Regions from separate parts of the Homo sapiens genome. Here region 2 is linked to region 1. The links are chromatin contacts, found by Hi-C or POLR2A ChIA-PET in ENCODE. All regions are on one chromosome and are shown on one strand. Each heading gives the region's core, a stretch centred on a gene start or an enhancer-like site at or near the end of the contact. The rest is flanking DNA. Distances are from core to core; before and after follow the strand shown.

Region 1 (3,737 bases), core at 610-3,109:
AAAATAAAAATAATTTCATTTTTCATTTATCATTTTAGTGTCAGGGTGAACTCTAGTGTAACCAACTACCCCCAAATTTCAGTGGTTTTAACACAATAAAGGTTATTTCTCTCCTGTCACAATCTGGTGCAGTTCTATATTGGTGGGGAGGAATTCTGCTCTACCTAATTCATTTAGGGCCACAGACTTCATCTAGTGACTCCCCCAGGCCCTAGGGCCTGGAGTCCTTCACTGGATTCTCTAAACCAGCTCCCAGAGGAGAAATGGACAGGAACATGGAGAACTGTGCAGGTCTCAGTGAAGAGACCTCTCTCTTCAAGCTTCTCTCTTCAAGCACAGAGAAGTTCATGTGCTTCCCTGCAGCGCACGTTCCACAGATCAGTACTCAGTCGTGTGGTCCCACCTAACTGAGAGGAGGCCACGTAGCCCTCACAGCTACACTGTGATGTTGCTCATACCTGTGTGGTGGCTCCATTTCATCACTATTGGTGAATCAAAGACACTTCTAAAACTGTATGTTTTAGGTTCCCCACACTTAAAATACTTAAATTGCCACCATCATAGTATCATAGTTTTACTTACCTGGGGACATTTTAAAAGGCTGAGGAAAGCTAAACTTTATCAGAGAGAAGGAAAAGAAGGGAGGAATACAGAGCTGAGAATTTAAGGATTCCTTGCTCTGGAAAGGCAAAAAAGGGTAAAACAATTTCATGTGCATGTGTGTGTCTGTGTGTGTCTGTGTGTGTGTGTGTGTGTGTGTGTGTGTGTGCGCGCGCGCGCGCGCGTCCGCGCGTCCGCGTGCGCTTTTTTTTTAGTGGTATAGGAGAAGATTGAGAAGCTTCTGATCCTGCCATGTAGCTGTAAAAACAAGCTCCTCTTTCCCTCAGCCATAACAGGATTGATGTCTTTCACATGGTAACAATGGAGATAGATGTGTGCTGCAGGGAAGCACATGAGCTTCTCTGTGCTTGAAGAAAGAAGCTTGAAGAGACAGGTCTCTTCACTGAGACCAGCACCATTATTCATGTTCCTATTTCTCCTCTAAGAGCTGGAATAAAAAATCCAGTGGAGGAAATTACAAGGAAATAGTCATTCAAATAGCCCTGACAGCTCCTTGCCCGGATTCACATGAATACCACCCAAGTAGCCCTTAAGTCAGAGGAAGAGAGGCCAAGGGAGAGATATCAATGACTTCTTCTGTCAGTCTATGAGGATTACTGCTGACTGACAGCTTGTTACTTACTCAGCTTTATTCCAGGCAGTGTGGGGCATTTAGGAAGAGAGGTGCCTGGGCCTGGGAATTTTAAAGACTGAAAGCTGAGACTCACAGGAAGTAACCAAGGACAAGACAATGAGATGAAGTGTTTCAGAGACAACAAAGAAGTGGCGATTTAAAAAAAAATAAGTAAATAAATAAGAAGTGATGTCAAGGAAAGCTTTGAGGAAGAGATGGGCACTGAAGCAGGGACCTGGCGGTTGGGGTAGGACATGTGGGGACCTGGGAAAGTGCTCTAGCAGACAGAGTACTCGAAATATTTTGTAAGCTTCAGTGAGAGCTGAGAGCGGCTTGTGAGGAATGGTGGGGGGCGGGGAGTAGTGAGACCGAGGATTGCAGAGCAGGGCAGAGTCGATGACAGAAGGCCCTAAGGTGAGGTGTGGAGTTTAGATTTAATGCAGCAGGGCCATTAAAGGCTTCTACCCTTAATGGAAAGACCTGGTGGAAAAGTAGTGTTCTGGACTTTTGTGTGAAGGAAAATTAACAACACAGAGGTCTCTTCTGGAATTTCTGTTGAGCACCTAGAATTTAAAATGGGAGGTTGTGTTCCTTTATTCCCTCAGCAAAATAAGAGGAAGTGACTCTCAAGCCTGGACTTGAAAGATGAATGAATAAGATGAGAAGTGCATTCTAGGCAGTGATAGTAGCATGAATAAAGTGGAGGGGCCTGGAAAAGGGCTGGGAGAGTCTTGTGTGGAATGCAGAGTTTGGATTCTGAGTTAGGCGGAAGCAGCTGATGAAAAGGAGAGAGAGAAATGTGGTCGGATTTGCATTTTAGAAGGCTCACTTTGGCAGCTGTGTGGAGGCTAGATTGCGAGAGAAAGAAAAGAGGTAGGGATACCAATAGCCACAGCACTTCACCACTTGAGGAGTTTCAGGGACGGACAGATGCTTGGAAAGGCCTTGTGGTGGAGGTAACATCTGAGCTGAGTAGGGAGGGCTAGGAGGAGCAGAAAGGCAGAGGGAAGATTATGGATAGAGGCGCAAGAGTGCAAGGCATGGCATGAGTGAAAACCAGGGGAAGATGGATGTGGCTGGCATATAGAGTCTCTGGGGGATGGTACTCCCTGGGCAGGTAGGTAATGAGTCAGGTCACAAAGGTCCTTCTTTATATGTCACAGTGAACAGGGAACAGTTTAGACTTCATCAGGTAAATGAAGGGGAAGCCACAGACCATACCTAAAGCAAGTCTCAACAAGTGTCAGAGGATTGATCACATGCAGAATCAATCCTCTGACCACAGTGAAATTAAGCTAGAAATGAATAACAAAAAGATAACTAGAATATTAAGAAATGAATTTGTAAATAATCATTGGGTCAAAGAAAAAATCATGGGAAGTAGAAAATATTTTGAATTGCATGATACTGAAAATATCAAAACTTGGGTGGGGGGGTAGGGGAAGGATAGCATTAGGAGAAATACCTAATGTAGATGATGGGTTGATGGGTGCAGCAAACCGCCATGGCACGTGTTTACCCATGTAACAAACCTGCACGTTCTGCACATGTATCCCAGAACTTAAAGTATAATTAAAAAAAAAAAAAGAAAATATCAAAACTTGTCAAAACTTGTATGATGCTACTATAACCTATAAGCATAGAGGGAAGTTTGTAGACTTTAATGCATGTTAGAAAAATAACCGAAGGTTGAAAAAAATTAGTAATCTAAACATCAATTTCAAGAAGTTAGAAAATGTAGAGCACATTAAACCCAAAGAAGGAAAACAGAAAATAATAGTTTGATGAAAAAGAAAAAAAAATACAGAGGATCAACAAAGTCAAAAATTTGTTCTTTCAAAAGATTAACATACTTTTCCAAGGAGCAAGTTTTTTTAAAAAAAGATTAATAAAATTGACAAATGCTGGGCACAGTGGCTCATGCCTATAATCCCAGCACTTTGAGAGGCCAGTATTTGAGGATCACTTGAGGCCAGGAGTTTGAGACCAGCCTGGACAACACAGCAAGAGCCTGTCTCTACAAAAAAATTTTTTTTAAAATTAGCTGGGTGTGGTGGTACATGCCTGCAGTCCTAGCTACTCCAGGTGGCTGAAGCAGGAGACTCACTTGAGCCCAGGTGTTCAAGGCTGCAGTCAGATATGATCACACTACTGCACTCCAGTCTGGGCAACAGAGCAAGACCCCATCTCTAAAAATAAAAAATAAATTTTTCAAAATTAAAATTGACAGACTTCTGGCAAGACTGATTGTGGAGGTCAGGGAGGAGAGAAATTGAAGCACAAGTGCCAGTGAACAATGCCAGGAACAGGAAGGGAGACCACACTACAGGAGCTATAGGCTTGAAAAAGATAAAAAGAGGCTGTATGAACAATTTTATGCCAAAAGTCCTGAGAATTTTGTGAAAATAGATCCATTTCTAGAATAATATCCGACTAAAACTGACTCAAGACATCATGGAAAACCTTAGAATCCTATAAACTTTTTAAACCAATGGAATCAATA
Region 2 (3,737 bases), core at 319-2,818, 290 kb after region 1:
TTCCTGGGAAAGAAATTATTCCAGACTGTAAAGTGGGTCACCAGGGCCCATGAACTTTATGCCGGTAATGACCCAGGGAGCTGCCCATACCCTCATCCCTACTCACTCCTGTACAACATCAAGGAACATACCATGGGGAAGACTGGCAAATAGATTTTACTCAGATGCCACCATACAGGGGACTGAAATATTTGCTAGTATTTATAGACACTTTCACCGAGTGGATAGAGGATTTCACCACAAGAACAGAAAACGCATTAGAAGTGCCAATTCCTACTTAAAGAGATCATCCCAAGATTTGGATTACCTAAAAGTCAGCAGAGTGATAATGGACCCTCCTACAGCTAAAGTGACCCAGCAGGCGTCCTGAGCCTTAGGCATTACGTATCATCTTCACCCCTCCTGGAGACCTCAATCCTTGGGGAAGGTAGAAAAAGCTAATGTTTTTGAAAGGACATTAGCAGAGCTCTGTTAGGAGACCTCAGAGGCCTGGGTTTCTCTCCTCACCATCGCCTTTTTTTTGTTTTTGTTTTTGTTTTTGAGACGGAGTCTTGCTGTGTTGCCCAAGCTGATCGTGCAGTGGCACGATCTCGGCTCACTGAAACCTCCACCTCCCAGGTTCAAGCGATTCTCCTGCCTCAGGCTCCCGAGTAGCTGGGACTACAGGCAGGCATCACCAAGCCCGGCTAATTTTTGTATTTTTAGTAGAGATGGGCTTTCACCATGTTGGTCAGGCTGGTCTCGAACTCCTAACCTTGTGATCCACCCACCTTGGCCTCTCAAAGTGCTGGGATTACAGGCGTGAGCCACCGTGCCCAGCCTCCCATCGCCCTTTTATATGTAAGGATGACTCCAAAGGAACAGTAAAACAGTCCATTTGAAATGACTTATGGGAGGCCCTTTTTTTTTTTTTTTTTTTTTTTTTTTTTTTTTTTTTCCCGAGACGGAGTCTCGCTCAGTCACAGGCTGGAGTGCAGTGGCGCTGTCTCGGCTCACTGCAAGCTCCAGGGAGGCCCTTTTTAACTTCAGATCTCCTGTTTGATGAAGAGACACGTAGAATGCTCACCCATATTATCAACTTAGGCTGGGTTCAAAAGGCCCTCCAAGCCTTTTGGAGGCTCCCTTCAACAAAATATCGCTCCCTTCAACAAAGGAAATAGTTAACCTCCACAATCAACCAGGAGACTTAGTCTTAGTAAAAACTTGGAAAGAAGAATCCGCCAATGATCAATTACACATGAATGGAAGGGGCCGTATCAGGTGTTGTTGAGTACACCTACGGCTGTTAAACTTCAGGGAGTAACTAGTTTGGTACCCCTGTCCAGGTTAAACCTGTTTCTTATGAGTTGCAGCACAAAAGGAGGCCCCTGTGACCTGCATCTGTGAGCCTTTGGAGGACCTCTGCTGCCTATTTAAAAGAATCAACACTCAGCCAGAGGTGGTAATGTGATGCTGTGGGTGGGAATAGGAACAGTAATTTTTCTCTTCTTCCTGATTGTAATCCTTCTTTTCTGTTGCTTTAGCCAACCTCTTGGGAAACACCTCTTTTGTCCTTGTTGGGTATAGAGGCCACTCTAAGGCCCACTGGACACCATGTTGTCACTATTAATCCTGTTTGATTTCCTCATTACCCTGATCCAGTGCAGGTGGGAACATAACCCTATCGTAAATATTTCAAATATTATAGCCTCAGGGAATCATCTTCATGGTTGCTGGATTTGTCATCAATATTCCCAGGGTGCACAGTTCTACCTTCTGGCCTACCCAGAAAATTTCACAGCCATCTCTCCAGACCTCCTAACTAACCATAGTGATCCCCAAATACCCAAATCCCTATTTGTTAAGTGAAACTCTCCTCCTGATTCCCCTCCGATTCCATCTGAATACCACCCCCCAACTCCTGCCACTATTACCTTGAGCTGGGAAGTTGGGTATCTATATCTCCAATGCACTAATGATTCTATCTTTTGCATCCACTGTTGTGTTAATGACACAAAAGCAGACGTTTCCCTGTGATACTCTGATCCAAATCTAGTTGCCAAGTTTCCCAGGCTGCAATGAGGTAAATGGGATTCCACTTGTCAGTGAGGAGACCATATATGGTGCCTTCTCCTGGATCAGAACATACAAGGGAAAAACAACTGCCTAATCTGGGAAGGTGGGAGCACTGTTCCTTCTGGAAAACAAGACTGTTTGACCACTCCCATTAGAACAGGGGGAAAATATCTCCTCTAGAGACCCAACTTGGCAGCCAAGGATAAACATCACACCCCGTAGGGCCTCTGTTTGTGTACCCCCCCAGGCTCATTTTGTTTGTGGCCATGAGTGGGAAGAAGTCACACCCCATAACCACTCCTGACTCTCCAGGAAGCCACCTGTTCCTTTAGGAGCAGCCTTCTGTATATAAAAAACTTGGAATAGGCTGGGTGTGGTGACTCACACTTGTAATCCCAGCACTTTAGGAGGCCAAGCCAGGGGGATCACTTGAGGTCAGGAGTTAGAGACCAGCCTGGCCAACATGGTGAAACCCCATCTACTAAAAATACAAAAATTACCCGGGCGTGGTGGCGAGTACCTGTAATCCCAGCTACTCAGGAGGCTGAGGCAGGTGAATCTCTTGAACCTGGGAGGCAGAGGTTGCAGTGAGCTGAGATCACGCCATTGCACTCCAGCCTGGGTGACAGAGTAAGACTCTGTCTCAAAAAAAGAATGAAACTTGGAATAGAGATGAACATATGTTGGCCACCCTTGCCCCTCCAGGGGTCATGGTCTGTAACCCCATAAGACCCAGGAACACCAGAAGTAAGTGAGCAATTGGATTAATTCAATCGGAAGGAATTTGGGCAGCAATAGGACTAGCAGCACCCTAGGGTGGCTTTGCTTACCTACTCAACCCTAGTCAACCCTAAAGAACCCTAAAGAATGTGAACCCTAAAGAACCCTAAAGAACTTGACTCAAACCCTAGAATCTTTAGCCACCAATAGCGGTCAGGCATTAAAGGGGATTCAAGAGTCCCTAGACTTTTTGGCAAATGTAGTTCTCAATAACAGACTAGCATTGGATTATCTACTAGCTGAACAAGGTAGAGTCTGTGCAGTTATTAATGAAACCTGTTGCACATACATCAACAACTCTGGGCAGTTGAAGTTAACATTCAAAAGATCTGTGAGCAAGCTACCTGGTTACGTAACTATAATCAGGGCATTAATCCCAGCTGTATCTGGCTAGCTATCAAAAGTGCCTTCCCAAGCTTCACCTGGCTTTTACCTCTCCTAGGACCTTTGATAGCTGTCTTGTTATTACTAATCTTTGGCCCTTGCTTGTTTAACCTCTTAGTAAAGTTTGTCTTCTATATTACAACAGTTCCAGGTAAAGACAATCCTTGCACAAGGCTTCCAACTCGACCCGCCTACTGACCTGGAGAATGAAAGTGTCCTGCCTCGGGGCCCCTCAGATCAGGTATCCAGAGATTTCTGTTTCTCCAGGGCTAGACAGGACCAACATCCATAAACTCAGCAGGAAACAGTTACAGGAGGTAGACCTCCAACCTTCTGTAGTCCCTTTAAGATTAAAGAGGAGTATCTAATTTCTGAGGGGGGAATGAGGTAGGAGGCAGGACTCAACTCTGGAGGTGAGACTCAGACTCTGGACCAGATTGAGGACTAGCTGAAACAGGGAAGAGGCAAAATCACCTCTCCCTAAGACATGCCCACCAGTGCCATGTCAGTTTACCATT

Evidence for each region. A loop is a pair of places that touch in the nucleus more often than their neighbours do. ChIA-PET counts read pairs that join two places held with the same protein, here RNA polymerase II (POLR2A). Pooled maps may share reads with other maps.
Region 2: a loop to region 1 is called in a map of body of pancreas, with 3 times the contacts of the local background. The contact joins two enhancer-like sites. A Hi-C loop is called at or near these places in 25 of 168 maps with a recorded cell type or tissue (Calu3, DLD1, HepG2 and 15 more), 9 of 37 single-sample maps with no recorded cell type and 24 of 50 pooled maps. POLR2A ChIA-PET finds 5 or more read pairs at or near these places in 7 of 52 experiments (K562, MCF 10A, OCI-LY7 and 4 more).

Annotation. Positions count from the first base shown.
Region 1 is chr1:43,765,017-43,768,753 of GRCh38, forward strand. All of the region lies in intron 2 of ST3GAL3 (ST3 beta-galactoside alpha-2,3-sialyltransferase 3), which reads left to right. Among named protein-coding and RNA genes, the nearest start is that of ST3GAL3-AS1, 40 kb to the left of the region's middle. RefSeq lists an enhancer at 1,873-2,408. Within about 2 kb of position 1,860, at least 5 of the 41 ENCODE cell types and tissues checked have a DNase peak (open chromatin) inside an H3K27ac peak, as active enhancers do.
Region 2 is chr1:44,057,768-44,061,504 of GRCh38, forward strand. The region is part of intron 2 of LOC124904169 (a long non-coding RNA gene); the gene reads right to left. It also overlaps a transcript of KLF17 not described here. Among named protein-coding and RNA genes, the nearest start is that of SLC6A9, 28 kb to the left of the region's middle. Within about 2 kb of position 1,569, at least 2 of the 41 ENCODE cell types and tissues checked have a DNase peak (open chromatin) inside an H3K27ac peak, as active enhancers do.